2 separate regions of the Homo sapiens genome follow, and region 2 is linked to region 1. Evidence: chromatin loops called from intact Hi-C (ENCODE). Cell type or tissue: ovary. All regions are shown on one strand. Links, peaks and the distances in the headings refer to the core of each region. The heading gives the core; the rest is flanking DNA. Region 1 holds the start of CXCL9 (C-X-C motif chemokine ligand 9). Region 2 overlaps SHROOM3 (shroom family member 3).

Region 1 (15,777 bases), core at 1-8,000:
TGGTCACCACATGTTTTATTCAAAAAGAATTCTGTAATTCCATTTAAGTATTAATAATCTGTATAGAAGTCAGTCAAAAAATGTGCACCATGTGACATGAAATGCTAATATCCATTTTCCTCCAATTCTACAGCATGCATTGTCAATGGGAAGAGAGGTAAATTGCTCCCAAGGGGGAAAATATTGGTTCTTGGAGAGCTAAAAAATTTTAGATATTGCAATGACTAGTGGCCTACCAAGGTTCAACCCTACCCAACAAAATCTTATTTCTTAGCATTTGATTTCTCTCTTCAGGAAGAAATTAAATTTAGTTTTCAGTTCATTTTATTTTTTCTCAGAGCAAGGTGAAATGTGGGGGGGTGTGTGTGTGTGTGTGGGTGCACATGCGCGCACACACGCATGCAGTGCTGAGTCCATAATGAAAAAAAACGTTGAGAAACATTGTTTTACAATAAGGAAATCTCCAATCTTTAGCTAGTCAACCAAAATAAAGATGACGTTTCTTAACTTCCCCTACAACTAGGTGTAGCCATGTGATTAAGGCCTGCCTCCATGGGAGGTGATAGAAAATGATGGGTGCAACTTCTAGGATGTCTAAAAAGGAGGGACATGCCCTTTTTCTGCCTTCTCATCATCCTATACCTGGAAATTGGACATGGTGGCAAGCCACCTTTGGCCATGTGCATGAGGGCAGCAATCTAGAGATGGTGACAACACAAGAAAGGAGAAGCCTGGAAGACCTCATGGGAAAGAGCCACTATCCAAGTGCTAATCCACCTACATCTCTCAGGGAGAAATAAGCTTCTATCTTAGCCACTGTTTTCTGTTGTTGTTTTTTTTTTTTTTATTTTTCCATAAGTTATTGGGGTACAGGTGGTATTTGGTTACACGAATAAGTTCTTTAGTGGTGATTTGTGAGATTTCGGTTCACCCATCACCCAAGCAGTATACACTGCACCCTATTTGTAGTCTTTTATCCCTCACCCCGCTCCCACTCTTCTCCACAAGTCCCCAAACTCCATTGTATCATTCTTATGCCTTTGTGTCCTCATAGCTTAGCTCCCACATACCAGTGAGAACAGATGATGATTGGTTTTCCATTCCTGAGTTACTTCACTTAGAATAATAGTCTCCAATCTCATCCAGGTCACTGCTAATGCCGTTAATTCATTCCTTTTTGTGACTGAGTAGTATTCGATTGTGTATATATAAACCACAGTTTCTTTATTCACTCATTGATTGATGGGCATTTGGGTTGGTTCCATGATTTTGCAATTGTGAATTGTGCTGCTATAAACATGCATGTGCAAGTACATTTTTCAAATAATGACTTCTTTTCCTCTGGGTAGATACCCAGTAGTGGGATTGCTGGATAAAATGGTAATTCTGCTTTTTAGTTCTTTAAGGAATCTCCACACTGTTTTCCATAGCGGCTGTGCTAGTTTACATTCCCACCAGCAGTGTAGAAGTGTTCCCTGATCACCAAGTCCACACCAACATCTGCTGTTTTTTGATTTTTTGATTATGGCCATTCTTGCAGGTGTAAGGTGGTATCACACCGTGGTTTTGATTTGCATTTCCCTGATCATTAGTGATGAGCATTTTTTCATATGTTTGTTGGCTATTCGTGTATCTTCTTTTGAGAATTGTATATTGATGTCCTTAGCCCACTTTTTAATGGGATTGTTTGTTTTTTACTTAATGATTTGTTTGAATTCATTCTAGATTCTGGATATTAGTCCTTTGTCAGGTATATAGATTGTGAAGATTTTCTCCCACTCTGTGGGTTGTCTGTTTACTCTGCTGACTGTTCCTTTTGCTGTGCAAAAGCTCTTTAATTAGGTCCCAGCTATTTATCTTCATTTTTATTGCATTTCTTAGCCACTGTTAATTTGGGTCTCTTACATGCAACTGACCCCTTATTCTAACCAATTTATTAGTTTAAAAAATAATACTGTAGCAGGAATGATACAGAATGAGCTTACCACTAGTAGAAAATGACCTGGTCCCAGAGGAAATTAAGGTGCTTTAAGTTGTTAAGTGGGCAATATAAGAAAATATCAATGTAGCCATCTATTATACAGAAGAATATGCCATAAATAGTAAGGGAATTTGAAAAGTATATTATTTATCTGGACTTTAATATTTCCCATCTGGAAACCACATCTCCAACCTTTGTTGTATAACATTAGTATATTCATTATATAACCTATTCTTCACACAGGTGAGCAACTGTGAATGTGCCAAAGGCTATCAGTGTTGCTAGTTTCACATCCCTTACTATAAACCACCCATTTATGTGAAATGGAAATAAAAACATGCAGAAATTCCCTTGGATCTGAGACTAGGGTTTCCCCCAGCACAATCAAGTTTGTGGTCAATTTAGTTAGCTCAGCTAAAGATACTAGCCAATCAGAGTTTAGGAGAGAAATGAATATCCTAAATAAATATGATCCCCAAAATGTGTTCTCTAAAGAATTTCTCAGGCTCAAAATCCAATACAGGAGTGACTTGGAACTCCATTCTATCACTATGAAGAAAAGTGGTGTTCTTTTCCTCTTGGGCATCATCTTGCTGGTTCTGATTGGAGTGCAAGGTAAGGGGTTCTGAGTTAGGTTGTAAAGTAAGAGAAGTGATTCACTGTAAAAGAATCTTGATTAGCCAGATAAAGGTGAATGTTCTGCCTGCATTGAAGAGTAATATTTGGTCAGTCATAAAAGCTTCTCAGTGACATGACCAGTTATCCAAAGTTCATAACTTCGATCTGCCAAGTCAAACACAAGTCTTTGTAGTCTAGGTGTATGAATTCCTAGTAAGTGTTCAATAAATGTTCATTGAACTGGGTAATAATGAGAACTCTATCTCCTAAATTATTTTCTTCTCCCTGATACTGTTTTTTGCTAAGTATATCTGTGGCTAACCAATTAAGGATCCAACCAATAATCAGAGAATTTGTCCCTAATCTATTTACTAACTATCTTTGTTACCTTGGACAAATTACTTAATCTTTCTAGACCTCAGTTTCCTCATCATCTGTAAAATAGAACTTTGTAGTTATACCTTTTCTGACTGCTACACAATGTATGGCATATGGTACAATAAGTACCAAGTAAATATATGAATTTAAGAATTAAGATAATGTATTTTAAGGGGTTTTCAAAAATTTAAAACACTATTGAAAAGCAAGGCAGTGGGGAGGAGAGAGGATGAGGATGAAAGTGGTGATTGGTTACAAAGGAGTGCTTTCTATTCAACACCAACACCAGTTCCATTCCTTAAGGTCAGATAATAAATAATAGATGGTTTAGGAGTTGCTTAAGAAACTGTGATCAGCATAGCATACATGAATTAGTTATCTGTTTGTCTTGTGATAGGCATTTATTAAATATTGTGAAAGTCTCTTTTTCTCCCACGGACTTACGGTGTGGTAGTTAAGAGCAACGCCTTTGGACTCAGAGAGATCTGGGCTAAAACCCTGCCCCTGCTCCCTAAAAGCTGTATGACTTTGTTCTTAATCTTTCTGAACCTTAGTTTCCTTATGTATAAAATAGAGATGATACCTCCTTCAAAGGTTTGTGGTGATTATTTTTAGGCACTCGGTAAATGATAGCAATAATCATGACTCAGTCAAGTGTATCATTTTGATAGATCACCTAAACTGAAACATTGGCCTATACTGATGTGTTCTATCTTTTTCTTTCCCTCAGGAACCCCAGTAGTGAGAAAGGGTCGCTGTTCCTGCATCAGCACCAACCAAGGGACTATCCACCTACAATCCTTGAAAGACCTTAAACAATTTGCCCCAAGCCCTTCCTGCGAGAAAATTGAAATCATGTAAGTAACAACCCAGCTAACATGCATGCACCATATTGGCAAGAACATTAAATTTAGCATGAGTTTTACCCTTGGAGTGCTTGCCCATACAAACACTTAAAAATCAGATGGTTACCCCCTCCATAAATTTGGGCAGCTCCTTTCTTTTCTTCTCCTTAAAAATGCAAGGAATTTCTGGTAGATTAGGCCCCAAGAATGACACATGTTTATTGTACAAAATGTTTAATGCAGGTAACACAATAGAAGAAAATAAAAATCACGCATAATTCTACCCTTGAGTGACAAATACTGTTAACCCCTTAGTATACAGTTTTCTAAATCTTCCTTACTTGCTTCGTGTGCACATAACATAGATATGTTTTTACATACACGTATATAAGCACAAAAATTAAATCATATACTATACACTGTTTTGTAATCTGCTTTTTCATTAACACTATATCATGAACATTTTCTCGTGTCAGTAAATCTCTAATAATGTCATTTTTACTTAATGTCATTTTTAATGGCCAAACTGTATTTCATCATATGGATAAACCATAATTTATATGACCAGGATTATTGTTGGAAATATAGATTATTTCCAAATTTTTACTGCTGAAATAAAACTTACTGTGGCAGTATTGTGTCTGTAATTCTTTCCTTTCTAGAGATTAGGATTGCTAGGTTGAAGGATGTGTGCATATTTTGTCTTTATAAGTCATCCTTGACTACTCTTATTCTCAGACTATACAGAAAAATTAAAGGAACATTTAAATTATTTCCAGACAGTCTACTGTAAGTAATTTTTAAAATTTAACCAGGGCCGGGTGCAGTGGCTCACACCTGTAATCCCAGCACTTTGGGAGGCTGAGGTGGGCAGATCATGAGGTCAAGAGATTGAGACCATCCTGGCCAATGTGGTAAAACCCTGTCTCTACTAAAAATACAAAAATTAGCTGGGCGTGGTGGCGCATGCCTGTAGTCCCAGCTATTCGGGAGGCTGAGGCAGGAGAATCGCTTGAATCCAGGAGTTGGAAGTTGCAGCAAGCTGAGATCGCACCACTGTACTCCAGCCTGGCAACAGAGCGAAATTCTGTCTCAAAAAAAGAAAAAAAAAAAAATTCAACCAGTGACTCATCTTGTCCTAGGAAATAATTTTAAGTAGTTTCATTAGAAAATTCAGCACAATTCATACTGATTTTCATTATTTCTGAGAAGAAGCATTTAAATTATTAATGAGAAAAAACTATCTCATTGCTATTTCTTTGGCAGTGCTACACTGAAGAATGGAGTTCAAACATGTCTAAACCCAGATTCAGCAGATGTGAAGGAACTGATTAAAAAGTGGGAGAAACAGGTTGGTGAAAAGGAAGATCAAAATTTTCTTTCTTTTAGAAATTAACTTTAGAAGACAAAGAATCTGCTTTTTCATTAACACTATAAGAATACATAACTTTTAAGAATACATTTTTCATTCATATTATGGTGCTTCTATTTTGTTCCTAGGACAAAATTAGGTTCCTACATATAGTATCCCCTCTCTGTCTCCCACTGGAAGAATGTGTGTTCCTTGGGGGTACAGAGCTTGTCCTTATTTAATACAATAAATATGTAATGAATTGAATGGTAGACACAGGATACAAAGATAATAAGGTATAGTCCCTTCCTGTTGTAGTGCATATGCTAATAATTATGGTACAATGTGAGAAATATAAAAGTATGCACAAGAATCTTGACGACATAGAGGAGGGAGTACTTAACTTTGCTGGGGGAATGGGGCAGGAGAAAGTGTTAAGGAAGATTTCTCATGTCAGGTGATATTTGATTTGGGTCTTGAAGGATAAATAATTTGCCAGGAAGGTAAGGACAGCATGAGCAGAAGAGTAGAATCATGAGAGAACCTGCTGTGTTCAGGGAGCCTCCATTAATGTGGCTGGAGTTTGTGTGAAGAGAGTGAAGGGACTGAGGCAGAAAAGTAGATCAGGACAAAGCGGGAGGAATCCTGCATGGCATACTAAGGAGTTGGATTTGAAGAGAGCCACAGAATATGTGGGTGGGAGATTGGGTTCTGGAGTCTCACAGACTGGAGGTTCTGCCACATACTAGCTGTCTAGATTTGGGAAAGTCACCCTCTCCAGAACTCAGCCTCCTCCTATGTAAAACGTGGATGATAATAGTGCCACCTTCAGAGGGTTGTAGCTGGGGCAGGTGAGTGGTAAGCAAGGTTGCCAGGAGAATGTAATAAGCCAGAAGAATAGACAAAAGACAGCCAGTTTGAAGGCTGTTGCCTCCTCCTCAAAGTGAGCAAAGTAGAGAGAATCTAAGGGAGCCCCTCTGAGAGTGAAGTGACTTTAATGTGGTTTTGAGACTATGTGGGTATGAGACAATGATCAGGAGAGTCCAAATAAAAGGAAGTAAAAATGGTAAGATTCAGAAACATTGCCCTTTTTCCCCTTCTTCTCACAGGTCAGCCAAAAGAAAAAGCAAAAGAATGGGAAAAAACATCAAAAAAAGAAAGTTCTGAAAGTTCGAAAATCTCAACGTTCTCGTCAAAAGAAGACTACATAAGAGACCACTTCACCAATAAGTATTCTGTGTTAAAAATGTTCTATTTTAATTATACCGCTATCATTCCAAAGGAGGATGGCATATAATACAAAGGCTTATTAATTTGACTAGAAAATTTAAAACATTACTCTGAAATTGTAACTAAAGTTAGAAAGTTGATTTTAAGAATCCAAACGTTAAGAATTGTTAAAGGCTATGATTGTCTTTGTTCTTCTACCACCCACCAGTTGAATTTCATCATGCTTAAGGCCATGATTTTAGCAATACCCATGTCTACACAGATGTTCACCCAACCACATCCCACTCACAACAGCTGCCTGGAAGAGCAGCCCTAGGCTTCCACGTACTGCAGCCTCCAGAGAGTATCTGAGGCACATGTCAGCAAGTCCTAAGCCTGTTAGCATGCTGGTGAGCCAAGCAGTTTGAAATTGAGCTGGACCTCACCAAGCTGCTGTGGCCATCAACCTCTGTATTTGAATCAGCCTACAGGCCTCACACACAATGTGTCTGAGAGATTCATGCTGATTGTTATTGGGTATCACCACTGGAGATCACCAGTGTGTGGCTTTCAGAGCCTCCTTTCTGGCTTTGGAAGCCATGTGATTCCATCTTGCCCGCTCAGGCTGACCACTTTATTTCTTTTTGTTCCCCTTTGCTTCATTCAAGTCAGCTCTTCTCCATCCTACCACAATGCAGTGCCTTTCTTCTCTCCAGTGCACCTGTCATATGCTCTGATTTATCTGAGTCAACTCCTTTCTCATCTTGTCCCCAACACCCCACAGAAGTGCTTTCTTCTCCCAATTCATCCTCACTCAGTCCAGCTTAGTTCAAGTCCTGCCTCTTAAATAAACCTTTTTGGACACACAAATTATCTTAAAACTCCTGTTTCACTTGGTTCAGTACCACATGGGTGAACACTCAATGGTTAACTAATTCTTGGGTGTTTATCCTATCTCTCCAACCAGATTGTCAGCTCCTTGAGGGCAAGAGCCACAGTATATTTCCCTGTTTCTTCCACAGTGCCTAATAATACTGTGGAACTAGGTTTTAATAATTTTTTAATTGATGTTGTTATGGGCAGGATGGCAACCAGACCATTGTCTCAGAGCAGGTGCTGGCTCTTTCCTGGCTACTCCATGTTGGCTAGCCTCTGGTAACCTCTTACTTATTATCTTCAGGACACTCACTACAGGGACCAGGGATGATGCAACATCCTTGTCTTTTTATGACAGGATGTTTGCTCAGCTTCTCCAACAATAAGAAGCACGTGGTAAAACACTTGCGGATATTCTGGACTGTTTTTAAAAAATATACAGTTTACCGAAAATCATATAATCTTACAATGAAAAGGACTTTATAGATCAGCCAGTGACCAACCTTTTCCCAACCATACAAAAATTCCTTTTCCCGAAGGAAAAGGGCTTTCTCAATAAGCCTCAGCTTTCTAAGATCTAACAAGATAGCCACCGAGATCCTTATCGAAACTCATTTTAGGCAAATATGAGTTTTATTGTCCGTTTACTTGTTTCAGAGTTTGTATTGTGATTATCAATTACCACACCATCTCCCATGAAGAAAGGGAACGGTGAAGTACTAAGCGCTAGAGGAAGCAGCCAAGTCGGTTAGTGGAAGCATGATTGGTGCCCAGTTAGCCTCTGCAGGATGTGGAAACCTCCTTCCAGGGGAGGTTCAGTGAATTGTGTAGGAGAGGTTGTCTGTGGCCAGAATTTAAACCTATACTCACTTTCCCAAATTGAATCACTGCTCACACTGCTGATGATTTAGAGTGCTGTCCGGTGGAGATCCCACCCGAACGTCTTATCTAATCATGAAACTCCCTAGTTCCTTCATGTAACTTCCCTGAAAAATCTAAGTGTTTCATAAATTTGAGAGTCTGTGACCCACTTACCTTGCATCTCACAGGTAGACAGTATATAACTAACAACCAAAGACTACATATTGTCACTGACACACACGTTATAATCATTTATCATATATATACATACATGCATACACTCTCAAAGCAAATAATTTTTCACTTCAAAACAGTATTGACTTGTATACCTTGTAATTTGAAATATTTTCTTTGTTAAAATAGAATGGTATCAATAAATAGACCATTAATCAGAAAACAGATCTTGATTTTTTTTCTCTTGAATGTACCCTTCAACTGTTGAATGTTTAATAGTAAATCTTATATGTCCTTATTTACTTTTTAGCTTTCTCTCAAATAAAGTGTAACACTAGTTGAGATAACACATGAAAGCTCTTTAAAGGGTCGATCGGGAACAGGAAAAAAAACCTATGGAAAATATGACAACACTGCCTTACAACAACACTGATTTAAAAGAGTTATGTGGGGCTGGGCGCAGTGGCTCACGCCTATAATCCCAGCACTTTGGGAGGCCGAAGTGGGCGGATCACTTGAGGTCAGGGATTTGAGACCAGCCTGGCCAATATGGTGAGAGCCCATCTCTATTAAAATTACAAAAATTAGCTGGGCATGGTGGCATGCGCCTATAGTCCCAGTTACTTGGGAGGCTGAGGCAGGAGAATCACTTGAACTCGGGAGGTGGAGGTTGCAGTGAGGCAAGATCATGCCACTGCACTCCAGCCTGGGTGACAGAGTGAGACTCTGTCAAAAAAAAAAAAAAAAAAGCATTATGTAGAATTCAATGTATTTCCTAATCCTCAAGAGTAACACTATTCCAATGAGGTGTGTCCCCAGGAAGCCAACACGTCTTCTTTTCTATCCCTAAAATTGTATATGTTTAAATATTGTAAAGCCTCAAGTAGTTATGATGGAGACCTAAACACTGAATGAATTATTTAAGGGTCCAGGAAACTTGGGCTGGAGGCATTACGCAGCGTGGAGTCTCTAAGAAGGTTGAGAGTGGAACGAAGAGCATCAGCCTGTACACTTGATGTACACTTTAGAGGCCAGACAGGTGTAATATTCGGGCAGATAACAGCTGCTAATGGTAGACATGAATTCTCACAAGGGCCTTCACCTGAGAGGCAACAGGACTCTGGAAGGAGCTAAGATCCTGGATTCTGAGATATCCTGGTTAGAATCAGGGGCCCACTACTTATTAACTGTGTGACCCTGGTTAAAGTATAATATTTAACCTCCCAGTGCATCATTTTCCTCATTCCAGATTGTTGTGAGGAGCAGGTTCAGCATAGGTCTTGGTGCAGAGAAAGTCCTCAATGTTTGTCCCAGATCCTCCCTAACCACTTACCTCTGCTGCATCTTCCTTGCAGCAGATGGATCCTACATCTCATAGAGAGAGAAATGTTTCCAGCACTGAAAAAACATGTTGGAGAAATGAGACTAAAAGGCTTCCTGACCAGTTCTCAATATCTGTATTTTATAATCCTAGTCCAGGCCATCATTGTCTCTTTCCTGAGCTACCTCAGTAGCCTGCTGTTTTCCCTGTTGGCTCTTCTTCTCAACATTTCTCTTGCTTCCCTAACTTCCATGACAACTAGAATAATCTTTTTAAAAAATAACTTACAGAATGCTGCCACCTTGCTTAAAATCCTGCAGCTTAGCATTAAGTCAAAACATACCATGAGCTGGCCTAACATAAGCTGGGATCTGCCTGCTTATCTAATCATGCTCCCTCTACCCTCCCCTCCTTTGTTGAGCCTCAGCATCACCTTTTTTCTGTATGTCTCTTGAGCACACTGAATTCATTGCCTTCTGGGGTTTTTGTTCCCTGTGGTTCTGGGTTGTACTATATCAACTTGGTTAGTCTTACAACTACATTTCCCAGAATCTCCTTCCCTGTGTGGTTCCAGGTTATAGTTAGCCAAAGAAGAACTCATGTGAGATTTGGAAATCAAAAGTGAAGGAGTGACCCTTAATCTTGATTAGACATATTGACAGACACACTGGTAGCCAGTGGATCCCAGCTTGTCCTTGCTCTTTTCCTCCATGTTCAGCTTATGCTCAGGACTGCTGGCCTCATGATCAGTGATGGTCCCAGGCCCCCCACCCAGATATTTGGCAGTGGACCCACAGAGGCGGTAGTTACACAGAAGCAACAGCTCCCATAGACCCTAGCAGCCCCAATTTGGCGCTGAACGGGCTTAACTTCTTGGATTTTTCACACAAGCTCTATTTGTCCAACTGTCCCAGTGCTTCTGATGGACCAGTCACTGATTCTTCCTCTGATCCCCTGACTCTCCCTTCTAGATGTTCACTCCCTGAGATCCTTCCTCATCTGTGAGATCTGAATCCTATAGTAAATTTTTATCCTCATAATACTCATAGTGGCTCTGCTTCCCTGAAACACCTGGGCCTACACACACTTCTTTGCATGGCGGTTCTTGCCTCATCACTTAAGTCTCAGTTTAAATGTCACTTCACAGAGTCCCCTTCTCTTATGACCCTTAGTAAAATAACCACTCTTTCCCCAGACTCTCTCTCTGGTAGTGGTAGTGGTTCCAGTGTGTGTACCTTATGGAGTTGATGAAAATATTTAGAACTTACATTTTTGTCTAAAAAACAAGAAAAAACTGAAAATTGACTGTAAATCATTTGTCATGTGCTAATTTCCTGAGGAAAAGGTGACATCGCCACAACTGAGGGGCTGGCATGTGCCCTCACTCAGTCATTCACCTTCTGCAGATTGCAACATGAGTTTCCATTTATGTGCATGTAGTTAAGGGGATTTAAGGATTACAAGACAGAGTGCTCACTAAGCCAACCTTCACAAAATGGGCAAGTGGCTCTAAAAGACTCCTGCTAAGAAATTCCTGAGGAAAAGGTGACATCGCCACAACTGAGGGGCTGGCATGTGCCCTCACTCAGTCATTCACCTTCTGCAGATTGCAACATGAGTTTCCATTTATGTGCATGTAGTTAAGGGGATTTAAGGATTACAAGACAGAGTGCTCACTAAGCCAACCTTCACAAAATGGGCAAGTGGCTCTAAAAGACTCCTGCTAAGAAATTCCTGTGGAAGATCATATTAATAATGCTAATATAAACTAACAAGAGAACAAAACATACATAGATGGGATGGCTGTTCTAATTTTAACTAGAAGGGTACACAATTTTAAAAATCCGGTGGCTAGAGTCTGTTTCATTTTCTTTTATCATGATTAGATATAATGATCAAACCATCACAATCTACAATTACCTTTTAAAATAATGTGTGTACTTATATCTTCCCTCCTACCCTACCACATGTACAAATTTAGGTTTCTCGACCATGGAAACTTTGTCTTCCCCACTACTGCATGCCTAGAGCAGTGCCTGGCACTTAGGAAGCTCCTAATATGTATTTTTTAGTTGATTGACATATACTTCACCCTAAATTTTCATTTTAGGCCTTTTCCAAATCAATTTCAACTACTCTTGTCATGTTCATCTCATGCTCATTTCTGCCCTCGCATTGCTCATTCTTTTATTCGCCCTGTCCTACTTTCCAACTCATCTGACTCCCACCTACACATGATTCAAGTCCCACTTTTCCCATGACTCCATCCCAGAATCCTCCTGGCCACACTGATATCCACCTCCATGCCCTGTCATAAAATGACTTTAACTAGTAAGGATTGTTCTATGATTAAAATCTTCAATTATTTTGCTATACTAGAAAGCAGTCTGTGCCTGAACAAATTTTATACATTAGAGCAATGGATAAAAGACTCAGACGTATTTAATCTGTAAACTATTCTTATGAATTTAAATGCTAGTGGCCAGGTACCATGGCTCACGCCTGTAATCCCAGCCAAGGTGGCTGGATCACTTGGGGTCAGGAGTTTGAGACCAGCCTGGCCAACATAGTGAAACCCTGTCTCTACTCAAAATACAAAAATTAGCTGGGCGTGGTGGCACACGCCAGTAATCTCCACTACTTGAGAGGCTGAGGCACAAGAATCGTTTGAACCCAGGAGGCGGAGTTTGCAGTGAGCTGAGATCGTGCCACTGCTCTCCAGCCTGGGCAACAGAGTGAGACTCTGTCTCAAAATAAATTAAATAAATAAATAAATAAATAAATGCTAGCGATCTCTAGGTCAGTTAACTGGGAGGAAGCTATCTGTAGTTGTTTTATCCTTACGGGGAAACTGGAAAGTTGCCTTCTTATTGGAAAGGAAGATAAAGAGAGACTACAATCACAGATACTTTAGGTACTGTCTCGTTTTTGGCCTATATAGACAGGAGATGAAATTAAATGAGAAAGAAAAACAGGCAACACTTCTTAATAGGGAGTGGAATTAGCTCCCAAGTCATCACAAGCCAAGAAGTCACTTGAGGCATTTTGATACCCACATTGGTTTAAAGTTCTCAGGAGGGAACTTTCAACTTTGGACCCTACATTTTAAGGAGATGAATAAATCACAAAGGAACAGTCTAATCTAAGTCCATTAATAAGATTATGAACTGGGGCAAACTGACAAAAGATTAGAGGGAAAGGTGTCAAGTTATACATAACTAGTTGCTTTCTTTAAAAGTCTGCTATACAGATTAAAAAAAAACTCTTCCTTTAGATATAATATACTGTTTCAAGTCAACTGTTTTAATAAAGAATTTGTTTTGCTCAAAGAAAAAAAGAAGGAAGGACTTGCTGGTATCTCCATCTCCAGAAAACTAAATCTTGGCCTCTGCCTTCTGGTAGAGTATAGGACCAAGTAGGTACAGCCATCTACCACCAGCTTTCTTTAACCATTGGAGTAGACAACCTGCATTTCCTCTGGAATGAAGAACTAAAAATCACAATCTATTAGGTAAGAGGATACATGTCAAAATAAACTATATAACAGAGAGGGAAAAAATGTGTTGCTTAGAAAAAGAAATGCCAGCAATCACTTCTGCAATACTGAAAGCCTCAGAATTTACCTCAGGGCAGATGTCTCTTTTGTATGGAGCCTTTGATTAGGGAGAGATGGGCCTAGGACTTTTGATGGTATGGAAGTTAAAGCAAAACTAAGCTAAATTTCTCTGAATAATGGGGAAACAGGGATGATCTCTGCCAGCTAGGGAGAATGTTGGGGACCTTGGATCAGCAAAAAGAGAGGCAGTGGAGGTGGATGAGAAGCGAGGGCCTGTACCAATGACAAAATCTATCAGCCCTGATAGATTTGTCCAGAGGCAAGGCCAAAAGTTTTCGCTGCCCACAGGAGCAAAGAAATACATGGGCTTGTGGGGAAAACTCATAACAAAGCTGTAAAAGAGAGAGAGGAGGAAGAAAGTACAATAAAAGGCCGGGTGCGGTGGCTCACGCCTGTAATCTCAGCACTTGGGGAGGCCAAGGCGGACGGATCACGAGGTCAGGAGATCGAGACCATCCTGGCCAACATGGTGAAACCCCGTCTCTACTAAAACTAGAAAAATTAGCTGGGCGTGGTGGCGCATGCCTGTAATCCTAGCTATTCAGGAGGCTGAGGCAGGAGAATCGCTTGAACCAGAGAGTCGGAGGTTGCAGTGAGCCGAGATCGTGCCACTGCATTCCAGCGTGGCAACAGAGTGAGACTCCGTCTAAAAAAAGAAAGAAAGAAAGAAGAAAGAAAATGCAATAAAAAATTAAATTAGCTTTAAGGACTATAATTCTTTATGAGATTTCTGTTTAGTTTGTGGGCATGTCAAATCATGTAATTTTCCCGTTAACAAGAAAAGCATGAGCTCCCTCTAGTGGCTAATCTAACAGTTTTTTTAAACAATAGGCCAAACATCGCAGCTCCCACCTGTAATCCCAACATTTTGAGAGGCTGAGGCGGGAGGATCACTTGAGCCCAGAAGTTTGAGACCAGCCCAGGCAACATAGCCAGACCCACCCACCCGGTCCCTCATTTCTACAAAAAAATTTAAAAATTAACCAGGCATGGTGGTGCACACCTATAGTCCCAGCCACTTGGGAGACTGAAGCAGGAGGATAGTTTGAACCCAGGAGGCTGAGGTTACAGTAAGCCATGATTGTGCCACTGAACTCCAGCCTGAGTGACACAGCAAGACCCTGTCTCAAATAATAATAATAATAAAACAATATATTTTAATCAGAAAAGGATGAAGACATGACTGGCTTTTCCGAACACAGTCAATATCATTGGTTTCTAATGAGAAAGGTAATAACAAGGATTCACACGTTAGTCACTTACTGATTTTCAGGTAAATTTTATCTGCGTTTGTCCAAGATATTTTAAGTTCCTGCTTTAATAAATCACACAGTTGAAGAATTGGAAGTCATTAGAGATTATCCATGCATTCATTCATTCATTCAACAAATATTAACTGATTACCTATTATATGCATGCATTGCTCCAAGTGTACAGGATAGACAATGAACAAAACAGTCTTCATTAAGCTCATATTCTAGTGCATAAAGACAGGCAATAAACAACTAAACTAGTAAGTATACGATATATCAGAGACGGATAAGGGCTTTGGAGAAAATGAAGCAGGGGAAGGGAGTGTGGGGTGAGCAGAGGGCTGTGAGGTCAGGGAAGACATCTCTAATAAGTTGTCATTTGAGCAGAGACTTGACAATGAGAGAGCAAGGCTTGTGGCACTTGAATCAGAGGAAACAGCAAGTGTGAAGGCCTGAAGTTTGACACATTTAAGGCAGCTAGGGGATCATTGCAGGGTTGAAGGGGCGCAGAGTAAGCAAAGGGGAGAGTGATGGGAGAGGAGCCCAGTGAGATAGTGTGGGGTCAGATCATATAAGGTTTTGGGCTGCTATAACAAATTACCACAGACTCGATGACTTCAACAACAAACATTTATTCCTCACAGTTCTGGAGGCTGGCAAGTCCAAAATCTAGGTGCCAGCAGATCTAGTATCTTAGTATTTGATGAGGCACTCTTCTTGATTTGCAAACAGATGTTTTCTCGTATCCTCACATGGCAGAGATCAGAGAGAAAGGAGGTAAGCTTTCTTGTGTCTCTTCTTACAAGGATGATAATCTCATCATGAGGACTCCACCTTCATGAACTAATTACCTCCTAATACCATCCCATTGGGGGTTAGGGTTTCAACATATGAATTTGGCGGGACACAATCATGCAGTTCATAACAGCCTTCTATGCCACTGAAGAACTTCAGCTTTTACTCTGAGTGAGAAGGGAAGTTGGAAGAATAACCTGATCCATTTAAGGCTCTCTCTGACCACTACATGGAAATACAGTGTAAGAGGGTAAGGGAAAATGCAGAGAGACCAGTTAAAGGTCAGTTACCAAGTATGTTTCCAGGAGAAGGGAGAGACCAACTGTGTCCAATGCTGCAGGTTAAGTTAAATAATGAAAATTGATGTGATTGGTGATCTTGATAAAAAACAGTTTCAGTGGAATGGTAGAAGCAAAAGATTGATCGGCAGTTTCTTAAAAGTTACACGTAAACCTATCATATTGATCCAGTTATTCTATTCCTAGACATTTACCAAGAT
Region 2 (15,777 bases), core at 4,764-12,763, 490 kb before region 1:
AAAAACGTATCAGGACTCTAATCTCACATCACACACAAAAATCAATTCCAAATGAATTGCAGATCCAAATATGAAAGATAAAACCAGAAAGCTTTTAGAATAAAGCACAGGAAAACATTCTTATGATATTGTAGCAGCAAACATGCCTTTTTAAAAACCATACAAAGCCATGTAAGGATATAGGTAAAACCAATGGTTCTTCGAATCTCTCTACTCTCACAAAATCGTTCAACACTTCTGATGCCAGAGGGTGGGGGGTTTTCCCCACACACCAAGCAATTCTCTGGCAGATTCTACAGTGGACACGAGCTAAGTATCCTCTAATTCAATTGAATTCTGTCACTATCTGCCTGGAGATAGTGTCAGGTCCCACAAGTTGAGGGTTCAGTCCCACAAGACTGCCCCCACCCCCCTTCAGATGCCAGTCACAAGCACAGAATGTGGCCTCTGCTTCTGAATGACCAGCTATCCATCGGATTCCCATGACCTCCACTTTGGTTTGATTAATTTGCTAGAGTGTCTCACAGAACTCAGGTGTCTTAGTGCATTTTCTGTTGCTTATAACAGAATATCTGAAACTGCCTAATTTATAAAGAAAAGGAAATTATTTCTTACAGTTATGGAAGCTAAGGAGCCCACGGTGTAGGGGCTGCATCCGGTGAGGGCTTTCTTGATGGCGGGGACTCTGGAGAGTCCCGAGACGGCACAGGGCATCACATGCCAGAGAGCTGAGTCTCTCTTCCTCTTGTTATAAAGCCACCAGTTCCAGTACCGTAATAACCCATTAATCCATCAATGGATTAATTCATTCATGAGGGTAGAGCCCTCGAGACCTCTTAAAGACCCCACTTCTCAATACTGCCACATTGGGGATTAAGCTTTAATATGAGCTTGGAGGGGATAAACATTCAAACCATAGCATCAGGGAAATACGTTACTTATGTTTACTGGATATAATAAAGGATACAGATGACTGGCCAGATGAAAAGATACATAGGGCGAGGTCTGAAAGGGTCCCATGTGCAGGCACTCCTATGCCCATGAAGTTGGGGTATACCACCCTGCTGGCATGCAGATGTGTTTGTCAACCCAGAAGCTCCCTGAATCCCATAGTTTAGGAATTTTTATGGAGGCTTTATCACGTAGACATGATCAGTGATTAACTTTATTTCTAGCCCCTTTCCCTTCTCTGGAGAATTGTGGCAAGTTGGTGGATTAGGGCTGAAAGACCCCAGCTTATAATTATGGCTTAGTCTTTATGGTGACCAGCTCCCATCCAGGAGTCCACCAAGAGCTACCTTATTAAATGATGCTCCTGCCGCCCAGGAAATTCCTAAGGACTTTAAAAGCTCTAAAATTCCTAAGGACTTTAAAAGTCAGGAACCAGAGTAAAAGGTCGAATATTAGAACAAAAGGTTCTCCTAGCATCCTTATTGCTTAGGAAATTACAAGGGTTTTAAGAGCTCTGTATCAGGGACTGTGGGCCGAGAGCAATATGTGTATTTCTTATTATTTTTACAAATAGTAACACAAAGAAACAAAATATATAGAGTATATTAAAATTAAAAACATCTCTTCATCAAAAGATATATGCTTAAGAGAACGAAAAGGCAAGCCTCAGAGTGAAGATATTTGTAATACATATCTCTGCCAGAGGACTTTACTCATAATCTATAAATAACTTCATAATCCAAAAGAAAAGACAATCTAATTTAAAAATGGGCAAAAAGGCCATGCACAGTGGCTCACACCTGTAATCTCAGCACTTTGGGAGGCTGAGGCAGGATGATTTCTTGAGGGCCAGGAGCTCAAGATTAGCCTGAGCAAATAGCAAGATTCACCACCCCCCATCTCTACAAAATAATTTTAAAAATTAGCCAAGTGTGGTGGTGTGCGCTTGTAGTCCCAACTACTATGGAGGCTGAGGTGGGAGGATCTCTTGAGCCAAGGAGTTTGAAGTTACAGTGAGCTGGGATCACTCCACTGCATTCCAGCCTGGGCAATAGAGAGACACTTGTCTCAAAAACAAAAAAAGAGAGAGAGGGAGAAGAAAGAGAAAAGAAAAAGGGTAAAAGATTTAGATACTTTACCAAAGATATTCAAATGGCCAATGAACGCACGAAAAGGTATCCAACTTCCATAGTTCTCAGAGAAATGAAAACTGAAATCACAAATGAGATACTACTGTGTACCCACTAGAATGGCTAAAATGAAAAGGACAGAAAATACCAAGAGTTGGCAAAAGGGGGAAGCAACTGAAACTTTCCTACACTGCTAGTAGGAAAAAAAATGGTATAACCACTTTGGGAAACTATTTGGTAGTATCCACTAAAGCTGAACAGATTATCCTATAACCCCCAAATTCCGATCTTCACTGAGACAGGGACAGGGTTAAAGGAACCAACATGAGATGGTGAAGTGTTCTGAGGCTAGCATTAGCTGTCCTGGGACAAGGAGACAGAAGAGTTTTTCAACACAGGGAGACCTGTAGCTGCAAGAGCGGCTGGCCAACAGGAGCTGTGTCCTCTAACAAAGGGATACAGCCCTGGCAAACCTGAGGCCCCATCTCCCATTTCCCTCCATTATTATGACGGGAAACCAGGGCCAAGGGAGCATGCTGACAGAGCCCACACAGCTCAGCATCCTGGGTCCCCGAGCAGCAGGGAGAAGAGGAGGGTATAGATCTGGAGCGGCTAGCAGAAAAAGTCAAGCTCACTGTCTAATGTCCGAACTGGAGCATGGACTCTGAAGTCAGATGACCTGAATTCAAGTTTGGTACTGCTTACCAGCTGTGAGGCCTTTAGGCAACACATTTAACCTGCCCATGCCTGTCTCCTCTTTGGCAAAATGGAGATAATAATCTACCTCACAGAGTTGCACAACGAGCAAAAGAGTGAATACATGAGTGAATTCCGTAAGTGGTAGCTATCATTTTTATTTTAAGCTTTGCCCTTCACATATTCTATGCTCATTTAAACAGAGGAGTTGGTTAAATCTAAATATACTTTGTATTTGTAATTATGGGGCCCCCTTCAATAAGAATGTCCCTCAATCTGTTTTTCTAGACCCTTCTAAAAACCTCTCGAATGTTACTTTCTCTGTGAAGACTTCCCTGAGCTCCTTGTCCAGGAAGAACCTCTTCTGTGCACCCAGAGACCCATGTCCCCTCCTCCCCAGTGGCCCGTCCCACGGCCCTCACTGAAAGGCAGCCTAGCGTGCATGTCTACTCTCATTTCCTTAAAAGCAGAACCCAGATCTTGTTCTTATTTTTGAACTAACTCTAGTGTATAGCACAATATTTTATATAAAAATGTTTGTTTCCCTGAATTATATTGGAATTTCAGTATATTGAAATTTACTTCAAACAAGTTTGCCATTGGTTGACATTTTAAAATCCTATTCTAAGTATTTGCTGAGATGGTTTTTACTCTGTATTGTCACTAGCAACAAAAGCGAGCTAATCATAACTACTATTTATTAACTATCTACTTTGTGCCAGGGCTTTATATTTTATATCATGTGATTCTTATAACCAGCCCATGAAGCAGGGACAGATGAGAGAAGGCTCAAAGAGATAATATAATTTGCCCAATAGCCACAGCAGCTAGGAAGTGGCAGAGCTATGATTCCCACACAGACTTCCACAAGGCCTGTGGTATTTCTGTGATGCCACGTTGCTTCCCATAATTAGTATATACTCAAGAAGTGTGAACAGGTACCTCCGAGTTTTAGTTACTTTCTTCATTTATACAATGAGGGAGAATTGGATGCTCTCTTAGATGGCTTTCAGCTCTAGAATATATGATTTTAAAGCAGCATCTCTGTCTGTTCCTATCATGTGCCTGTGCTGATTACTGCTGGGGACACTTCTTTTCTCATAAAATTGGTTAGAAAAATACAGCTGTTCTCAGTTTCCATCGCACAAATCCAAGAGGCAGGACTGGTGAAACTGCCTTCTATAGGACTCCAATTTCCCCTTCTTTAATTTCATGGGTTACAGTGAAGTCAACAAGAGTGTAATTTGTGTTTGCATAAAACCAGAACACAAAGGAAAAGAGCCAGACATTATTGAACATTCAGGAAAGAAAGAGTCCCACACCAAAAGGGCAAAGTTCAGTACTGTTAGCTACTCTCGTTATTCAGCAAATATGCCTCTCATCTGCTTGTAATAGCACAGTGCCAGCTCTCTCTAGCCTTTCCATTGCCTTTGGGAGATAAGAAGGAATTCAGTTTCTATTTTGTCAAAATGGAATATACTTGATGATTAAGGGGATATTAATTAAGGTAGCGTTAATGAAAACATACCACTTCTAAACTCTGTTTGTGATTCACAAAGAAAGAAAAAGTCAACCAGTCCTCCTTATACACTGCCTCAAAGAGGACGAGCTCTCTCCTCCTCCTATCATCATCCATTTATTTTGTCCGTCTGTTAATCTAACCATCCATCCATCCATTTAATCTATTCTCTCTCTCTTTCTTTCTCCCTCCCTCTCTCTGTTAATCTATCTTCCTTGAACTATCTATCCATCTGAGCCTCAGTCCAGTTCTAGGAAAGTACGCATACATCATGACAATTGCAATTAAGACAAAGCAGTCACCCCATCTGTGTGAACTCCCTGGGAACTGAAAGTGCAAACTCTTAATCTATAAACATGAAATAAAAACCTGCCCAAAGCAACAGCCTATCTCTGATCATATAGAATTAGATTTTTCTGTCTCACAATCCAGGGAAATACAACTTTGTATGACTAGAGGCAAGAGAACAAACTATAATTGACACAGAAGGAGAGAGCTGATGACTTCAAATTGCATTGCTTCCCTGCTAAAACCATCCAGGGGTTTCCCATCATACTCAAAGGAAAAGCCGAAGTCCTCACATTGACCAGGGGCTCGATACACTTTGGGTGCTCTGCTCCAGCCATGCACGACCTCTTTCCTGATTTTTATTTTATTTTATCTTTTTATTATTTTATTTATGTATTTATTTTTGAGACGGAGTCTTGCTCTGTTGCCCACGCTAGAGTGCAGTGGCGCAATCTCGGCTCACTGCAACCTCCATCTCCCAGGTTCAAGTGATTCTCCTGCCTCAGCTTCCCAAGTAGCTGGGATTACAGGTGCCTGCCACCACGCCCAGATAATTTTTGTATTTTTAGTAGAGACAGGGTTTCACCATGTTGGCCAGGCTGGTCTCGAATTCCTGACCTCAGGTGATCTGCCCACCTCAGCCTCCCAAAGTGCTGGGATTACAGGCATGAGCCACTGCACCCAGCCCTCTTTTCTGATTTTAAAAAACATGTCAGGCATGCCTTGCTGTAGGACCTGTGGATTAGCAGTACCTCTGCCTTGGATATTCTTTCCCCAAACATTGCACAGTCTCTATGTTATGTTCCTCTGTTTTTATTTTTCTATTTTATTGATTTCCACTCTGATCTTTATTATTACTTTTTTCTTGTTTATTTGAGAGAGCAAATTATTGTTTTAAGCCACTAAATGTGGGAATTATTTTTTACTTAGAAAGAGATTACTGAAACACAAGGAAAAATAGTTTCTCTAGGAACAAGCTACTTTAAGAAGTTCCAGATGAATGCTTTTAGTTAGCCCAGACATACTGTTGGGATTAAGAGTTGTTAAGGTGTTTGGCTGATAGACTGTGAAATCAGAAATCATACAATGTTAAAGTGAGTAAGAAGTTATTTTGCTCAGAGAGCTGAAGTGACTTGTCCAAGATCACACAGCTAAATAGGAACATGCCTTAAAACAGAAATGGACTCTCAGTTCCATATACGTCTCTTATTTGTTCTACAAATATTTATTAAGCACATTCTTTATGTAAGGCACCATGCTAGCAGCTAGGGATAACACAGACAGCCTTATCCTTATAGAGGTTACATGCTATCAAGTCAGATAGACCTTAAGCAATGAAATAATCTTTTTGTTTGTTTAATTATAATTGTGATAAGAGTCACAAAGGGGAATAAGGTGCTTTGAGAGTATATAATACAGAAGTGGACTCTGAAATACTCTGGGGAGAAGAGAGACATTTAAGCCAAATGGAAAGGATGAGTAAGAATTGACTGAATGAGGAAGGGAATAGGGAACAATCCAGGCAGAAGGAAAAGCATGACCCTGTCTACTACATCAAACTGCTTCTCTTACAATATCATGGCACTCTTCATTCTTCAATGCCTGGGTCATTGAGATGATTAGGAGACAAGGACAGCAAGTCGAAATACATAGGAGGATGATGGAATGAGATCCAATAAGGGTGGAACTCTCCTGACTGGGAGATTTACCAGGAGGGTCAATGAGTCCAAGAACACCTATGTCAGCATGAAAACAGAAAGATGGGAAATATTTAACCTGTTAACAAGTGGTTTGGTTTCTATACCACCACAAAAGGGTCTCCTTGGGAAATTCCATACCTCCAAGTCATTTGTCTTTGCCCACTGCCTTCATTAGGGACACCTGCTCCACGAAGGCCTGACACAGGAAGTGATGGCATCTCTGGGACTTGGGGCAGGTAACAGCTGCATGTGCAGTGTGAATTCCTTGGACCACTACTGTGGCTCAGTGCTGGCAGTGTCCAAGAGGATGGCCCATCCAGCTCCCTAACACTGCAGTGCCCTGCCCTCCTCACCCCAGAAGCACACCCTCCAATTCACTCACACACCTGTGCTGTGGCATATCCTAGACATGTCATTAGGCAGAAATGCTTAAACCTTCAAATCTTAAGTTCTCCTGTTCCAAACTCTCAACACACTAGCCTAGCCTCCTAATCTTGACACTTGTTACCTGTATTTTGGTCATCACACATATTCTTCCATTGTATGAACAGCTTTGGTCCACTGACACCTCCATTTTCTCTCAAACTAGTCATTCCTTCCTATCTTCAAGTCCTTTCTTGTCGTGCCTGGTTCCTTGACTTCCTATGGCATCCGCCTGCCAGAACTACAACCTTGTGTCATCTATGTCTGTGTTTTTATACCCCAGGCTGCTGAGTGCTGAAGAAAATGATACCACAATACAGACTGGTGCCATACACATATGGTAGTCTCTCACCTAAGTTGATATCAGACACTGCTCCCATTCTCCACATTGCTCACATGCCTCACATCAGACCTTCACCAATGTTCCCAACCACTTCGTCTATTCCCTCTCCCCACATCAGGAAAAATGAGCCCTGAACACCAGAATAGCTCAACTTCTGCTTCTCTGCTATCAGGGGTTTCCTAGGAGCAGAGTCAGAGACAGGGATTCATTACAAGCGATGTACTGAGGGATGTTCTTGGGAGAATCCTATAGGGCAATGAAGGAAGCAGAAAGGCACAGAAGTGAAAATGTGGTTCCAGCTGAAGTCTGTTCTCAGCCTGATTGCATCAGATCTCTGGAGCAGGAAGGGCACACAGAGTTGTCTGCTTTGATGCAAGAAGGCCAGATTTTTGTACTTTCTTATTGATCAGTCATTGGTTCTAGGCCATCCCTGGGGGGAAGGTATGTAACCTCATTTTTTTTGCTCCTTTCAGCAGAACACAATTTTCCACAAGAGAGTGCAGCTGTGAGCCTCAGCAGCCAATACAACAGCTTACAGCTGGGGATACCAATCCAGTTAAGGGGACCTGGGCATGGCACCAATAGCAGCTTTTACAGTGTCCACGCTTACAATCTCCTGCGTCTACAGGCTTCTCTCTTTGCGGAAGTCCTCAGTGTACTGCGTGCCTCCAGCAGGCTCCTAACCCAGTGTGATCTATCACCACACCTCTTGTTACACTGCATTTTAACCATCTGCTTAATTTTGTAAGCTCCCAGATGGTGGGGCCATCATTTTCTTTTTAGTAGCCTTGGTGCCTAAATAGAAGAAAGCTGTTCTGAATAAATGTTCTGCATTCACTCGTGGTTCTGAGGTAGTTAAGAGTTTGTTTGTTTGTTTGTTTTTTAACAGAACAGGCCTTTGAATTATGTTGCATAGATGACAAACTTAGGCAGCCCCTTTAGAACCAACCTTGACAAACGACCTCTATTTGCCAAATTCTGTATCTTGCACATTGGACATCAAAGGCTACAACACAAGGACCACAGCAAGCACCACACAGAGGGTACCACGAAAGGTCCCTCCCACTACTCACCCTCAGGATAAATAACTAAAATACCAGGTTTTGTGGCTGCTTTCAAGTGCCAATATTTGGAGGGGACACCCCCTTACGATCAGGCACCTACCTTAGCAATTTCTTGTGCCACACATGTGTCAGTATCAGTATGTTCCGCCTGATTCCCGTTCATTCTCTTGCTACTTTTAATATAATGACCTTGTGCCCTAAAACACTTACCATCTGGGAGAGGTCCCCGCCATTGCTCAAGCTCAGCAGTCCTCTCGCTTCATGGGAAAGCATGGTTACCCAATGCAGAGGTGTTAAGTGATCTTGTTTGACAAACAGGAATAAAACTAGTAGCGCACAATGTTAATTCTGCCTCTGAAGTGCTCCACACAGCTACATACCAGGGTAAAACCCTAGTGCAATTCTTTTACTTCCTAAAGATTTGCTATGTGAGTGAAGAATGTACAAACAACTGAATGATGAGCATAAATAACACCTGAAAAGGTTCAGAAGTTTAGAAAAGAATTTCAGAAATTTGGCAATCATTTTTCTGTTGAGAAATAACTAGTCCACAGAGGGCAAAAAAAAAAAAAATCAATCTGGGGCACACACCAGCAGATATTAATTGAATTAGGGAGGGGGCCGTGAGCAGGGAGAATGAGAAAAATAAGGTCCACCCACTCATTTCAAAATTAGGAACAAGGACCGTAAAAAGGATGCCAAAACGACAGCCTATCATAGAAAGTTAATCTTTTCACTTTATTTATTTATTTTGAGATGGAGTTTCACTCTTGTTGCCCAAGCTGGAGTGCAGTGGCATAATCTCAGCTCACTGCAACCTCTGCCTTCCGGTTTCAAACGATTCTCCTGCCTCAGTCTCCTGAGTAGCTGGGATTACAGGTGGCCACCACCATGCCCGGCTAATTTTTGTATTTTTAGTAGAGACAGGCTTTCACCATGTTGGCCAGGCTGGTCTCGAACTCCTGACCTTGTGATCCGCCCACCTTGGCCTCCCAAAATGTTGGGATTACAGGCATGAGCCACCACACCCGGCCAATATTTTCACTTTACGTTAAAGCTAATTAAGGTTTATAAAAGCAAAGTGGGTAGAGGAGATACTTAAGAATGCGTGAGGAAGAAAGGAGGGAGGGTTCTCGTCCTAGCCAGGCTCCTAATATGTATCTTAGTCCCTTCACTCCCCTCACCTTTAGCCGAACCTACTCAGCCCCTCCCAGGACACCATATCTATCAAGACCTAAGAATCCTCTGCAGCTCCTCTTTGCTTATTTTGAGCAATTTAGGCTCAGGCCATTACCATCAATTATTCCTCTCAGAATCAGGGTTGCCAGAGTTAGCCAATACAAATACAGGACTCCCAGCTAAATTCAAATTTCAACTAGACAATGAATAATGTTTTAGTATAAATATACCACATGCAATGTTTGGGACATACTTATACTAAAAATAAAATCCTTGTTTATCTGAAATTCAAATGTAACTAGGCATTTTTTTTTTTTTTTTTTTTTTTTGAGATGGAGTTTCACTCCTGTTGCTGCCCAGGCTGGAGTGCAGTGGCACGATCTTGGCTCACTGCAACCGCCGCCTCTCGAGTTCAAGCAATTCTCCTGCCTCAGCCTCCCGAGTAGCTGAGATTACAGACACCCACCACCATGGCCAGCTAATTTTTGTATTTTTAGTAGAGATGGGGTTTCACCATGCTGGTCAGGTTGGTGTCGAACTCCTGACCTCAGGTGATTCACCCACCTTGGCCTCCCAAAGTGCTAGGATTATAGACGTGAGCCACCGTGCCCAACTGCATCATCTTTTATCTAGCATCTCCACCCAGAATCCCACGATCAAAACCAAATTTTGTTGAGATTACTCCTCTAGCAAGAGGCTTCTTTGCCTGCTCTCTGTCTGCAGGAGTGTTTTCTCAGAGAGGAGCATAGGGAAGACCCCCAGCCCAATACCATGTAGAATATGAGAATCTGTGTCTTACCATAGAAAGTCTAAGTTCACGTGTATAGGATCTCATGCATGATTTATTCAAACATTTTTATCAACAACAATGGGAGCTCAGAAAAGTTAAACAATTTTCCCTGAGTGGCAGTTATTAATGCGGAGTCAGGACTAGAATCTATGTAGCATAGGGTTTTTTTTCCTTATCATGAGAATTTATCATAAACTTTATATGTATATAATACCCCAAGCTTCAGGAATCAGATGGTGAAGTTGGTACTAAATTCTAAAATAATTTTGTAAACTTAAAAAGGATAAAATGACCGAAAAGAAGAACATGACAAAGAAAGTTGGCTTTTGTGAAATCTAGTTTGTAATGTACCTTTTGAATCTCATTTTGAAATTCTGCAATCAATTACTTTTCAATCAACCAGTCATTCAGCCCTTCAGAACAGCATACTTGCTCTGATTCAAAAGCTCCACAAAGCAGGCTAATTCTCATTAGTGCACATCCATCACTGAGCTAAACATGCCTTCCTGGCAGCAGACACCAGCAAATGTCAAGGAAGGTGGGAAGAAGCAAATGAAAAGAGCAGCAGTTCTGAAAACGGAAAATACTTCTTTCGCCCAGTTTGTATCTAGGGGCTATGGGAATGTTTAATTTACTAATGGGCCCCGTTGTCATTTGAGAAGCACATTGCACTATTGAAACCTAACAGAGGCTCTCACCTAGCAGCAAAGCGGGCCTAAGATCTGGGCCAGGCTGTTCGGCCTTTACAGACTTTTGTTAAAAAGCCCTCATTTTCTAGAAATGGTATCCAAAGTGCATTCTCTCTCTCTCTTTCTGGAACTCTTACTATTTTGGAGGCTTCAGTGGGCAATTGTGATGATCATTTCCCACATGGTGTTTTTCCAAAATTAATATCCAAAATAGAAAACACAGCAAAGCTCAGATCAAGGTGATCTGTGACCTGCACAAAGTCTGCATCAATTTGGATGCTCTGGCTGCAAATCACAAAATAACTCATCTAAAAATGGCTTGACCAGGGTTGGGGGGTGCTTTTTTCACATAAGAGAGGCAGACGGTCCTGGTGTTGTTTCAGGGGCTCCCCAGTGTCAGGGCTCTGAGTCAGCTTCCCCTAATTTTCTTGGTCTGTCCCTCAAGACTGCAAAATGGCTGCAGCAGCTCCTCGCATGACATCATGGTATCCTTGCATTTGAAACCCAAAGCAGGAAGAGGTTTTTCTTGCTAGACTTTTTATTATCAGAGAGAAAAATCTTTCCAATAAGTATCCACCTGTGCCTCATGACTGGATCTCAGTCACATGCAAGGGAGTCTAGGAAAGCAAGCATCCAGCGTTTTAAGCTTCTGTGTAGTAAAACAAAGGCTCTGACAATGAAGAAAGAGCTGCCACATTTCCCACTAACCAGTATGCTTTGTGGGGCAGTGCCCTGCCACCAACACAGGCCAAGAAGTCTTTCCAAATTGGCTTAATCTCCTATTTCCCCATTTCTATTCATGGCACAAGCATTCTAACACTACTCTGGAGATCTTGGATTCATCTTTGACTCCCTCCTTTCCCTAATTCCCACATCTGGTCAGTGCCCATGTCTCAAGGATCACCCATTCCTTCTCAGGGAGTCTTCCATCTTGCCTCTCCTTTTGACTCTAATTGAGCATATTAATTCAGACTCTTATCACTTCACAGTCAGACCACAGTTCAAAAGTTGCCAAACCATCCTGCCTTCCAGCAGCGATACCACTTTTTCGTGACTTTCCTATTGAGAAAACTTTCAAGAATTCCCCCGTTAACCCCAGAAGATATTCCAAAGCCTTATTCCAACCCCAATGGGCTCCAGTGGTTAAGAAAGCTGACTCTGTAGTTAAAAGACTTGTGTAATATGGGCTAGTGACTTCACCCTCCAACACAGTTCTTTCCCACATAAAATGGAGGTGATGCTAGTACAGGGCACACATGGTGTCAATAAGTTGTAATTATTGTTTCTTGCTATTATTTTTATATATAGGCATTCTACATATTAGGGAGAGTAGGTGGGTAACATATATGAGGTGTCTGTCCTCGATTAGCTGATTTCAATTGCTGAAATACAATTCAACTGAGGCAGGAGAATAGGGTCTGGAGGCAGGGAACCTAAGGCTGTTTCACGCCAACTTCCTAGGACTAAATTGAAAGGAAAACCCTAACTTTTCATGCCTAAGTAATAAAAGGACCAGAAGCAGCCGGGTGCGGTGGCTCACACCTGTAATCCCAGCACTTTGACAGGCCGAGACAGGCAGATCACGAGGTCAGGAGATTGAGACCATCCTGGCTAACATGGTGAAAACTCCCGTCTCTACTAAAAAAAAGAAAAAAAAATACAAAAAGACCAGAAGCTACTCCCTTTGCAAACCCCCTGCCTTTTCTGCATGTCAGATGGGAAACTGGCTGTCCACAACAAATCAGACTGATTGCCGGTCAAGTCTTCATTTGTAATTTTGTAACTCCACTCCAGCCTCTGAATGGTTGCTGTCCACAACCAGTCAGACTGATTGCCGGCTAAGTCTTCCTTTTCATAGAAGTATAACTTTGTAACTTCACTCTAGCCTCTGATTGGTTGCTTTTTGCAACCAACCAGATGTTTGCACAGGAGTGTGACCTTTGTAACTTCACTTCAGCCTCTGGTTGGCTTTCTGTAACCAATCAGACTGATTGCATGCTACCACTTCATTTACATGAAGTGAGCATGAAGTGGCCAATGGGAAACTTCTAGGGAGTATTTGGACCCAAGAAGATTCTATATCCAGGCCCTTGAGCTGCTGCTCAGCCCGCCCCCACACTGTGGAGGGTACTTTCGTTTTCAATAAATCCCTGCTTTTGTTCTTTTGTTGCCTCATTCTTTCTTTGCTTTGCTGGGCGTTTTGTCCAATTCTTTGTTCAAAACACCAAGAACCTGGACAACTTGCAGTTACGACCATCATACCGGTGACACAACTATGTCCCTCTAATCTGCTACTTGATATCCATTTTATAAACGGGTCCTTTGTCTTTTTCTATTGACAAAGGAGAGTCCCAAGTGTAGCACCATTCTTGGCTGTGCTCATTCTTCAAGAAAGCTTCCTCCAAAACCCCAAGGCCTCATTTTGTCATCAGGAAAACCTCGACTTGCTGAGGCCATAAACCCTGGCTCGAGCTTTGACTCACTCTTTCAAAGCACATTATGCTTCCAGAAGCTGTTAACAGTATTTATTTATCTTCCTCTGACATCTGCGCAACTTCAAAAAGCAGAAAGAAAAAAGAAGTGGTGGTCTTTGTTTCATTATGCCATAGTTAAGATTGCATCTGTAATTTTTAAGTAGCAGAGATTAAAGGTCATGCCAGGGATTAAACAGACACACAAATTACCTTCTTCTCACTCTACTTGGGTCTTGTGACTTAACTTTTACATCTTTAACTTTTAACTGCTCTTAATTTGACTTCTTTGTCAGTTTCTATGAACCAGCCACCATAAAGGACAATATTATATACAGGAGCATTCATTCTGTTAAGAAAAAAAATTGCATATCTTGAAAGATGAGCTAGATCTGTGCCTGTTGACATCTTCTAGCCACAAAGGAATTTCACATGACTGGGCTTCTTTTGCCGTCTGAAATTATTCAAGCAGCAAAGGTCATGACAGTGCCTCAGTTCACCAGTTCATTTTGGCAAAGTGCTGGCAGGGACCTGGGCCCTGCCCTGCCTGCTTCCTCCAGAGCCCTGGCTAGGCACCATATTCAGGAGTTGGAGTGTCTCCAAGTTTCTAGTAATCTGCACACTTAGTGGTTAGTACTGACTCTGGAACTAGACCACCTGGGCTCACATTGTGGCTGTGTGACCTTGAACAATTGCCTTAACCTATTTGTGCCCTAATTCCTTCATCTAAATTGGGGATAAAAACAAGTTTTGACCTCATAGGATTGTTGTGAGAATCACATGAGTTAGTACATGTAACGTGTTTAGTGCACTGCCTGACATATGATTAAGAGCTATGTAGGGTGAGCTGTTGTTATTACTAATACTTTTTTCCTGGGCTTGGCCACCTGTCAACAGTCTTTATGGCCTCCTGGAACACTTCTTAAAATTTTCCCCAAGGCTCTCTTTTCAAACCCTCAGCCATGAATCAATCAATTTCATTCTGTGGAAAAGAGTCTAAGAAGAATTAAATGGAGGATGCTGGAAATGGTGGGGCTAATGCTTTATCACATTCTCAAGAAATCTGGCCAACAGAAATGCAAACTGCCTTGCTTAAAGAGAAGTCCATATTTTATTCCTCTCCAATGAAACAATGTTCCCTTTAAAAGTCAAACAGCATCATTCTCATTGTCTACTCTTTATAACCTCCTACTCAAGTATACATGCCACTAAGAAAATTGTTAATGCATGTACAGTTTAAATAGCTTTGGCCCATTAAAAATCAGACTTAAGTCCATTAATTCTAGGACCTCAATTCTAAGACGATGTTTATTTTGCAAAGTCATAACCACTACAACTATGTGTAACGTTGCTAAAAATATGGTCTATTTAAAAAAATCTTTCTGATGGTCCTTAGTCTGTTAGTGAACCCCCTTTAAAAAAAACAAATTATAATTTACACACTTAAACAATTTGCCTTCAATACTATACACTCTTTTTATCATCCTCAATAATAACTCCAATAGCACAATACTAGAAGCTAAGATTAGGTTGAAGGAAGTCAACTGCAGCTTCTTCATAGTTTCAGGGTAAACAACATAATTTACAAGGGACATAGAAACCAAGATGACACACATATTAAAAGTTCTTTTCACCTAAAGACTATAAAAATACTTTGGATGAATTATCTGTGTTCTCTTAGCTCTGTAAGTGACACTAATGAAATGCAAAAAGGCCAAAAGAAAGAAGGATGGCAAGCAACTAAGAGAGCAAGAGCCCTAGAATAGTCTGAAATTGGCTGCTTCCATCCTTTGAGAGTTGACTAATGAAAACAGGGAACCTCTGTTTCTAGTCTATAGTTCCAATTCTTAGTGAATACTGTCTGTGTTCCAAGTGCAGTAGCAAAATAATAAATCAGAGTGAATTCAATGTAAGTATGACCCTGTTCAAAGAGACTAACCCAGTAGTACATTTCAATTTTCTGTGGTTCACCTACCGGCTCACAACATGGATGGGGATTGTAAGGCGGAGGTTTGATACAGGACCCAGAATTACCAGCCAAGCCAGATATATACCATTAATAAGATGACTTTAAATATAAAAGCAAATAATGTAGAGATTTCTAAATTAAAATTGCCTTTCTCTCCAGCAATTTCACTCCTAGATATATGCCTAAGAGAATTAAAAGCTTATGTCCACACAAACAAAATGTACATGAATATTCACAACAGCACTATTCATAATAGCCAAAAAAGTAGAAGCAACTCAGATGTCCACCAACTAAAGAATGGATAAATAAAATGTGGTATAGCCATACAGTGGAATATAACTTGGCAATAAAAAAGAAATAAAGTACTGATATATGCTACTTCAACATGGATAAACCTTGAAAACACTACGTTAAGTGCAAGAAACTTGCCACCAAAAGCCACACAGTATATGGTTCTATTTATATGAAATGTCCAGAATCAGCAAATCTGTAGGGACAGAAAGTAGATAAGTGGTTGCCAGGAGCTGGGGCAAGAGAGGAACAGAGAATGACTGTTAATGGGCAT

What was found. A loop is a pair of places that touch in the nucleus more often than their neighbours do. Peaks named below come from ENCODE experiments on the same cell type or tissue, not always from the same donor. Only the 100,000 strongest peaks of a DNase experiment are listed, where the experiment ranks them.
Region 2: a loop joins it to region 1, with 3 times the contacts of the local background. A loop is called at or near these places in 12 of 110 quality-filtered maps.

Annotation. Positions count from the first base shown.
Region 1 is chr4:75,994,205-76,009,981 of GRCh38, reverse strand. It overlaps CXCL9 (C-X-C motif chemokine ligand 9), which reads left to right and starts at 2,473. Exons shown (of 4, transcript NM_002416.3): 1 at 2,473-2,596; 2 at 3,708-3,834; 3 at 5,089-5,173; 4 at 6,283-8,707. The coding sequence starts at 2,533. The coding sequence ends at 6,384. SDAD1-AS1 (SDAD1 antisense RNA 1) reads right to left here. Exons shown (of 3, transcript NR_125906.1): 2 at 13,238-13,876; 3 at 4,040-4,909. In ovary, for the core only: no CTCF peak of the experiment used is centred there; no DNase peak of the experiment used is centred there.
Region 2 is chr4:76,487,070-76,502,846 of GRCh38, reverse strand. All of the region lies in intron 1 of SHROOM3 (shroom family member 3), which reads right to left. Among named protein-coding and RNA genes, the nearest start is that of SHROOM3, 60 kb to the right of the region's middle. In ovary, for the core only: no CTCF peak of the experiment used is centred there; no DNase peak of the experiment used is centred there.